Linked DNA regions of Homo sapiens: region 2 is linked to region 1. A link is a contact called in ENCODE Hi-C or POLR2A ChIA-PET data. All regions are on one chromosome and are shown on one strand. The core of a region is the stretch at or near the end of the contact, and the rest is flanking DNA. Distances in the headings are between cores, read along the strand shown. Region 1 holds the start of CLSPN (claspin). Region 2 holds the start of PSMB2 (proteasome 20S subunit beta 2).

What was found. A loop is a pair of places that touch in the nucleus more often than their neighbours do. ChIA-PET counts read pairs that join two places held with the same protein, here RNA polymerase II (POLR2A). Pooled maps may share reads with other maps.
Region 2: a loop to region 1 is called in a map of B cell, with 13 times the contacts of the local background. The contact joins the promoter of PSMB2 here to the promoter of CLSPN in region 1. A Hi-C loop is called at or near these places in 19 of 168 maps with a recorded cell type or tissue (B cell, CD4-positive, alpha-beta T cell, CD4-positive, alpha-beta memory T cell and 14 more), 32 of 37 single-sample maps with no recorded cell type and 28 of 50 pooled maps. POLR2A ChIA-PET finds 5 or more read pairs at or near these places in 16 of 52 experiments (A549, A673, CD8-positive, alpha-beta memory T cell and 11 more).

Annotation. Positions count from the first base shown.
Region 1 is chr1:35,768,082-35,772,163 of GRCh38, reverse strand. It overlaps CLSPN (claspin), which reads left to right and starts at 2,186. Exons shown (of 25, transcript NM_022111.4): 1 at 2,186-2,317. The coding sequence starts at 2,294. It overlaps CLSPN-DT (CLSPN divergent transcript), which reads right to left and starts at 2,069. Exons shown (of 3, transcript NR_199050.1): 1 at 1,916-2,069. RefSeq lists a silencer at 2,344-2,573.
Region 2 is chr1:35,639,367-35,643,448 of GRCh38, reverse strand. PSMB2 (proteasome 20S subunit beta 2) reads left to right here and starts at 1,923. Exons shown (of 6, transcript NM_002794.5): 1 at 1,923-2,107. The coding sequence starts at 2,017. RefSeq lists enhancers at 1,018-1,982, 1,735-2,194, 1,983-2,948.

The DNA of each region.
Region 1 (4,082 bases), core at 937-3,436:
AAGGCTTCAATAAACGTTAGCCCTCCATATATGATGGGGAGTGCCATAGATGTATACCTGGGAATCGTTGATGTAGAAATTAATAGTAAATGGATGAAAAGGTGGATAAACCAAGACACAAAAAGAGAAGAGGATGGATGATGGGCTCTTGTTGGTGGGGACAGAAGTGGATTGAGAGATGGTGGGGAAGTAAAGAAATGAAGATGTGGAGAGGGAGCTTTTTTCTGAACCCAGCTAAAGGTGGAAACTTGGAAGAGGAGGCCAGTGGATTGGGTGAAGAACCAACCATTTGGTATACCTGTGACTGAGGAGGTTCTCAGGATGCAGGACTTTTAGTGCTAAAACTAGGAAAGTCCTGGGCAAGCTGGGCCAAGCTGGCCACACTGGCAGTGGATATGACCATGGAGGGTGAAGTGAGCAATAAATACTCTGACCTTTCTTTCCTGGTGGCCTCTCATCTCCTTACAGTAACCTTATAAGGTGTCTTTACAGGGGCCTGACCCAACCAGAAGGGCAAGGGAGCTGGGATAATACAGTCTAGAGAGGTCAGCCTTGCCTTGACACACACCAGGGTAAAGGAAGGACAGAGAATTGACCTGGAGAGGCAAAAAATAATGGCCAGCACAGTGGCAAAACTGGGATTAGAATTGTCTGGGATAGGCCAGGTGCGGTGACTCACACCTGTAATCCCAGCACTTTGGGAGGCTGAGACGGGCGGATCACGAGGTCAGGAGTTCAAGATCAGCCTGGCCAAAATGGTGAAATCTTGTCTCTACTAAAGTTACAAAAAATTATCTGAGCGTGGTGGCACATGCCTATAATCCTAGCTACTCAGGAGGCTGAGGCAGGAGAATCGCTTGAACCCGGGAGGCGGAGGTTGCAGTGAGCCGAGATCACGCCATTGCACCCAGCCATGGTGACAGGGAGAGACTCTGTCTCAACAAAAAAAAAAAAAAAAAAAAAAGAACTGTGTCTGGGATAAACCTGATTTCAGAGCTTCAATTCTTTTTCCAGCCTTGTTTAAAGGTAGAATGCCCTCTAGGAGTGATGAGTGCTTTCTACATCCTCAAATTAACTCTACAGAGAATTATAAAGATTATCCAACCATATTCTTTGGTATCTGAGCAGCCCACAAAACTTTTTTCTTTAGAGACAAGGTCTCCCTCTATCGCCTACGCTGAAGTGCAGTGGTGCGATCATAACTCACTCTAACCTCAAACTCCTGGACTCAAGCCATCCTCCCACCTCGGCCTCCCAAAGCGTTGAGATTACAAGCGTGAGCCATGGAGCCCGGCCCTCTTTAAAAAATAAAAGTGGGCCGGGCACAGTGGCTCACGCCTGTGAGGGGTATGAGGCCTCCCAGCACTTTGGGAGGCCGAGGCGAGGATCATTTGAGATCAGGAGTTCGAGACCAGCCTGGCCAACATGGTGAAACCCCGTCTCTACTAAAAATACAAAAATTAGCCAGGGGTTGGTGGCGGGTGCCTGTAATCCTAGCTACTCAGGAGGCTGAGGCACGAGAATCGCTTGAACCCGGGAGGCGGAGGTTGCAGTGAGCCGAGATCGCGCCACTGCATTTCATCCTGGCTAACAGAGGGAGACTCCATCTCAAAAAAAAAAAAAGTGTGTGTGTATACACATACATGTGTATGTGTATATATGTGTATGTATATATGTGTGTACATATGTGTGTGTGTGTGTATATATATATATATATATATATATATATATATATATATATATTCAGTGGTAAGTGTCATGTACAAGAGGCACACAGGATCTAGCTGCTCCAGAAATGAAGTCAGTGGAGAAAATCCCCACGGGAACCTTGGAATTCCTCTAAAAAGTTCAGGTACAGGACACTCCCAGGTGCCCAGGAACCGTTTCCCAGCTCACTTCCCCCCGAAAGACTCACCCCTCCAATCGCACTCGATGCTTTGGCAAGTGTCAAAGGTCAAAGACCACGGCTCGCCTGGTACCGACTGCCCCGCCCCCGTGCACCTCCAGCTCCCCCAGGCTCCGCTACCAGCAGCTGCGACCCGCCAACTCAGCCTGGGTAATAGGAGATTGGGCGGCCAGAGGCGCTGCGTGATTGGTGGGTCGGAAGGGGGCGGGGACTCGCTGGAAAGCCCCCTCTGGATTGGTGCAAACCATCTGGGTGGGACCTCCACTCTGGCTGGGCGGGAAAGCAAGAACAGCACTGCTGGGCTGGAGACGGCGGGAGCCGCTGCTCTCCGGCTGAGGGAATCAGAGACAGCTCCGTCCCTAGTGGAGCGCAGGGGAGGCAGAAGTCATGACAGGCGAGGTGGGTTCTGAGGTGAGTTTATGCACACGCCCCCCACGGGGGCTTAGAAGGCCGGGCACCGAGAGGTTAGGTGGGGCCGGGGTAGACCCCGCTGACCCGAGGCGCCCGGGCGGGAGGACTGCGGCTCCCGGCGTTCGCCGCGCCGGCTCCCGCGGCCTCGAGACTCGGCCGGGATGGGTTCCGACCGGGCATCCCGTCCCGCCGCCGGGCTTCCCGCGCTTCGGGCTCCGTGGCCGGAGAGCTCCAGGTCTCTGCGGCGCGCACTGCCGGCAGCCCAGCCCCTCTTCAGCCGGTTCCTGCCGCCAGCCCTCCCCTTTGGCGCGTTTCCTGTCGCGGAAGCTCCTCCCCTCAGGGTGCTCTGAAAGCCGGGAGGCTCTAGCCGAACCCGGCCGCAGCGGTGCGGGGGGATTCTCCGCAGAGAGAGGGCGAGCGAGGGTGTTAGGGAGTTCCACACTGGGCCTGGGAGGGGCCCTGGAGGTCATCGCGCGCAGGCCCTTTGCGTTTTCCGACCGGGCCCCGAGTGGGGAAGTCACCGCTGGGGCTCCTGGCTGGTGGCTGGCAGCTCCCTGGCGAAATTGGGCATAGAAAACAGATGTTTCCAGAGCTGTGTCCTTTCTGGGCCGGATTCGGGCAAGGCACTCCCGCCTTAGGAGCAAAATTTAAAGGGGCGCCAAAACCCTCAATCAAACTCATATTTTAATGCAATATTTTTAAAAAACCAAAATTAATGCAAAAACTTTTTATGATTTGATATTGAACAAAATATCAGACGTTTAAACAAAGACGAGATCCGACCAGTCATTTGCACGACCTTGCCTCAATCACCTCACCCTAATTCCATCCCTGTTTCCAATAAACTTTATTTACAAAAGCGGGCATATTATTTACCTCATGAGCTGTAGATTATTGATTTAATTTTTTAAAAAATATTGCATTAATGTTATTCATTTTGATTACTGAATTTTTTGAGACCTCACCCCACCCTGTTACTGGCCCTGCCCTTTGACGTTGCTGCAAATTGCCTAGAAGATAATCGTCATTCAAAGCAGCCCTATTCCTTGAGCTGTCTGGTTACCTAAATTCGGTTTCCACACTCACAAACAGAAGTAATAGTTTTACTGCTTTGGATTGTTGAGAGGATCATCAGTGCATACATATTAATTCTCAGCAATCCCAGCACTTCGGGAGGCTAAGGCCGGCAGATTGCTTGAGCTCAAGAGTTCGAAACCAGCCTGCATAGAAAACATGGCAAAACCCCGCCTCTACAAAAAAAAAAAAATTAGCCGGGCGTCGCCTGTGGTCCCAGCTACTCGGTCCCAGCTACTCGGGTGGCTGAGGTGAGAGAATCCTTTGGGCCTGGGAGGTCAAGGCTGCAGTGAGCCATGATCCTGCCACTGCACTCCAGCCTAGGTGACAGAGTGAGACACTGTATCAAAAAAAAAAAAAATTTGTACCTTGCATTCAAATCAATTTAATAATTTTTTTTTTTTTGAGACGGAGTCTCGCTCTGTTGCCCAGACTGGAGTGCAGTGGCACAATCTCGGCTCACTGCAACTTCTGTCTCCTGGATTCAAGCGATTCTCCTGCCCCAGCCTCCTGAGCAGCTGGGACTACAGGCACACACCACCACGCCCAGCTAATTTTTGTATTTTTAGTAGATACGGGGTTTTACTGTATTGGCCAGGCTAGTCTCGAACTCCTGACCTTGTGATCCACCCACCTCGGCCTCCCAAAGTGCTGGGATTACAGGCGTGAGCCACCATGCCTGACCAATTTA
Region 2 (4,082 bases), core at 674-3,173, 130 kb after region 1:
TTGTAGTGCTGCAACACTAAATATCTCTCTCTCTTTTTTTTTTTTTTTTGAGAGAGAGTCTTGCTCTGTTGCCCAGGCTGGAGTGTAATGGTGTGATCTTGGCTCACTGCAACCTCTGCCTCCCGGGTTCAAGCGATTCTCTTGCCTTGGCCTCCCCAGTAGCTGGGATTACAGGTGCCGCACCACCACGCCCAGCTAATTTTGGTATTTTTAGTAGAGACGGGGTTTCATCATGTTGGCCAGGCTGGTCTCGAACTCCTGAACTCGTGATCCGCTCGTCTTGGCCTCCCAAAGTGCTAGGATTACTGGCGTGAGCCACTGCCCCTGGCAACACTGAGTATCTCGGTACACAAATATTTGGACTGTGTGTCCAAACATTTCTTTTGGACATATTCAAAAGGTTATGCATATTTAACAGATATTAAAATTGTTCTCTATAAAAAGGTTGTACAACTTAGAACCTTACCCCCAATTTATACTTTCTCATTGTTTCTTATTTCCCATTTTCCTAATTACCATCAAGGTTGAGGATCTTTTCATGTTTATTGGCCATTCGTGTTGCTTCTTTTGTGAATTGTTTTTCTTAGTCTTTGGTCTTTTTTTATTTTTTATTTTTTTTTTTGAGATGGAGTCTCTCTGTTGCACAGGCTGGAGTGGAGGGGCGCTATCTCGGCTCACTGCAATCTCCGCCTCCTAGGTTCAAGCAATTCTCCTGCTTCAGCCTCCGGAGTAGTACAGGCGCCTGCCACCACGCCCAACTAATTTTTTGTATTTTTAGTAGGGACGGGGTTTCACCATATTGGCCAGGCTGTTCTCGAACTCCCGACCTCTTGATCCGCCCCCGTGCCCTGCCGGGTCTTTTAAAAATGGTATTGTCTCACCCGGCTCCCCTCCCATTGGTTTGTAGGAATATCTTTTAAGTTATAGATATTAACTTTTTCCTTTCTTCTGTCTATAAGGTCCAAAATAGTAACTATTTCTACAATTGAAACATTCCCAATTTACATTTACTGTTGAGCATGATAATGACTTTCACCACATAGAGACGTGTAATTTTAGGTAGTCAAATCTGTCAAGTCTTTTCTCATATTGCTTCTGGGTTCCCTGTCAAGCTTAGAAACACATCTCTTCCAAAAATTACAGAAATATTTTTCTACTTTTTCTTCCATGTTTGTATCTCTCTCCCTCTCTTTTTTTTTTTTTTTTTTTTTTTTTTTTTTTTTTTTTTTTTTTTGAGACGGAGTTTCGCTTTTGTTGCCCAGGCTGGAGTGCTCACCGCAACCTCCGCCTCCAGGGATCAAGCGATTCTCTGTCTCAGCCTCCAGAGTAGCTGGGATTACAGGCATGCGCCACCACGCCCAGCTAATTTTGTATTTTTAGTAGAGACGGGGTTTCTCCATATTGGTCAGGCTGGTCTCGAACTCCCAAGCTCAGGTGATCCGCCTGCCTTGGCCTCCCAAAGTGCTGGGATTACAGGCGTGAGCCACTGCGCCCGGCCATGCTTATATCTTTAATCCAACCATATACTATTTTTGTGAAGGATGGAAGTAAGGCTCCCCTCAAGTTAATTTTTCTCCAATCTGGCTTGCAGGAAAGGGGTTTCTGGGGAGATTTTACCGAGCAACGTAGGGAAACGGCTGCCTGGCTACCTACCCCTTTTTGACACCCACACGTGCTCGGCACCTTACATACACTGCGTGATTTTATCCTAAAGCCACTTTTAAAATCTTAGTGTGTAAACAGAGAAACTGGGCGTCACATAAGGCAAGTGACCTGCACAGCCTGCTCCGGAGGAGACCCGTACGATCCCAGAGACAAGCACTGAACATAAGGCACCCGGCGCCGCGCCCGCTTTGCAACCTCTCGCGACAGTTGTACGTCATCCGAGAGCGCCGTGGAAGTCGTGCTGCAGGCGTCGCGCCAATCTTCGCTCTGAGGTGCTGTCTCACCGGTGAGACCTGGAAGCGGGCGAGTCTCGTGCTGTGTCGGACCTGCAGCCCCTGGCCTTCCGCCACCATGGAGTACCTCATCGGTATCCAAGGCCCCGACTATGTTCTTGTCGCCTCCGACCGGGTGGCCGCCAGCAATATTGTCCAGATGAAGGACGGTGAGAGGAAGCAGGGGAGGCCCGGCCAGGCCTGGGGTGTAGGAGCGGCCAGAAGGAGTTTGTCGGGGGTTGAATAAGTACCAGGGAGGATCTGAGAGATGGAAGCCGGCCTGCCCTGCCCGTACTTATTTTATTTATTTATTTATTTTTTCGAGAGGGGTTTCGCTCTTGTTGTCCAGGCCGGAGTGCAATGGCGCGATCTCGGCTTAGCACAGTCTTTGTCTCCCGGGTTCAAGCGATTCTCGTGCCTCAGCCTCCCGAGTAGCTGGGAACAGATATGCGCCACCACGCCTGGCTAATTTTTGTATTATTAGTAGAGATGTGGATTTCTCCATATTGGTCAGGCTGGTCTCGAACTCCCGACCTCAGGAGATCCGCCCGTCTCGGCCTTCCAAAGTGCTGGGATTACAGGCGAAACAGGCAGACAGGTCTGGGACCTTGGCATTTGCTCCTCCAGGGCTCCTGGGTCAGTGCTCTGCTCTGGCCTTCGCTAAATGCTTCTTGCTTGGTGAGAGTTGCCTAAAGGGAATCAGTTTATAAATGTTTAAGCGCCTGCCCAGAGCCTGGCTCTCTAGATCCCCGAATCTCTGATAAGTTTCCTGGTGTCGCTAGTAATGAGGTTAGTTTGTTGGCGGCATAAGGTGGGATCCTGAGGAGAGTGAGACTGTGGGACTGGCTCTCTAGATCCCCGAATCTCTGATAAGTTTCCTGGTGTCGCTAGTAATGAGGTTAGTTTGTTGGCGGCATAAGGTGGGATCCTGGGGAGAGTGAGACTGTGGGACCAGAAGCTTGGCATTTTCCTTCTTCCCGTGGCTCCCGATTCTTCTTTTCCAGTTTTCCAGAGCAATGGCTGCCAGGTTTTCCTTATATTTAAGTAGTTAATGGAGTTAAGAGATTGGAGCCCTGTCATTTATTTGCCTTATGAGTTTGTATAAGTTATTTTGCAGTGCCCAGATTTCCTCATCTTTAAGATTAGCAATACCAAACTCACAAACTTGTCGGGAGGATTTAGTAAATGAGTTATGTGCAAATCCTTAGCACTAGGCAGGTACTTAATAATACTAAGTGTACGTAGGTGCCCAAACATATTTGTCAAATGACCATTAAGTCATCTGAACCAAAGCTTAATACTTTTTCAACAGTAGCACGTCTTTGATCAGTTAAGGAAAACAAACTTAGATTCTGCAGAAAAACAACCAAAATCTTCTTAAAATTATGTATTGAGTAATTTAGTATAGATAGTATAGTATAGTATAGTATAGTATAGTATAGTATAGTATATTATAGTACTTAGGGGCAAAATGTCTGGACTCACTGCATAGGTTGAACCCAGGTTCTGCCACTTGTGACCTTAAGCAAATTTCTCTAACTCCGTGCCCTAGAGCTAACATCTATAAGGTGGTAATGTAATAGCACCTATCTCAAAAGGTTAATGAATTAATGTAAATCACTTAACATAGCACCTTATACTTTATGAAATTCTATGATTAGTTTGTAGAAGTTTTGTTTGTAAGCCAGTCCTTCCAAAGGAGTGAATTTGTTTTGAGAGTAAATTTGTCCATTATTTTGAATACTAAGGTCTTTGACAAGCAAGTGATTTTAACATTAAGTCATGTCTAGGTAGAACAATAATCATTATCTTTACAGGTCTTTTGTTTCATCCCAAATGTATGTGAAATCACATTGAAAAGTAGAATGTGCTTTAAGCCTACTTATGTACACAGTACTTTTAGTCATTATAGGGGATGCAGTATATTACTTATAACCCATAGAAGAGTCCAAGACATTAAGAAAACAAGGAAATAAATGCTGCAAGATGATTTTATATAATAAAAGAAGTATTACTAGTTAGTAGTAGGTTGGTTTTTAAATTAATGAGTTCAAGAGCAAATCCTAAGAGTAATAAAAGAAAGATAACTATGGTATGGGAGAAAGATGAATTTGAGTTAGTTCTTGAAAAATAATTGGAAATAGT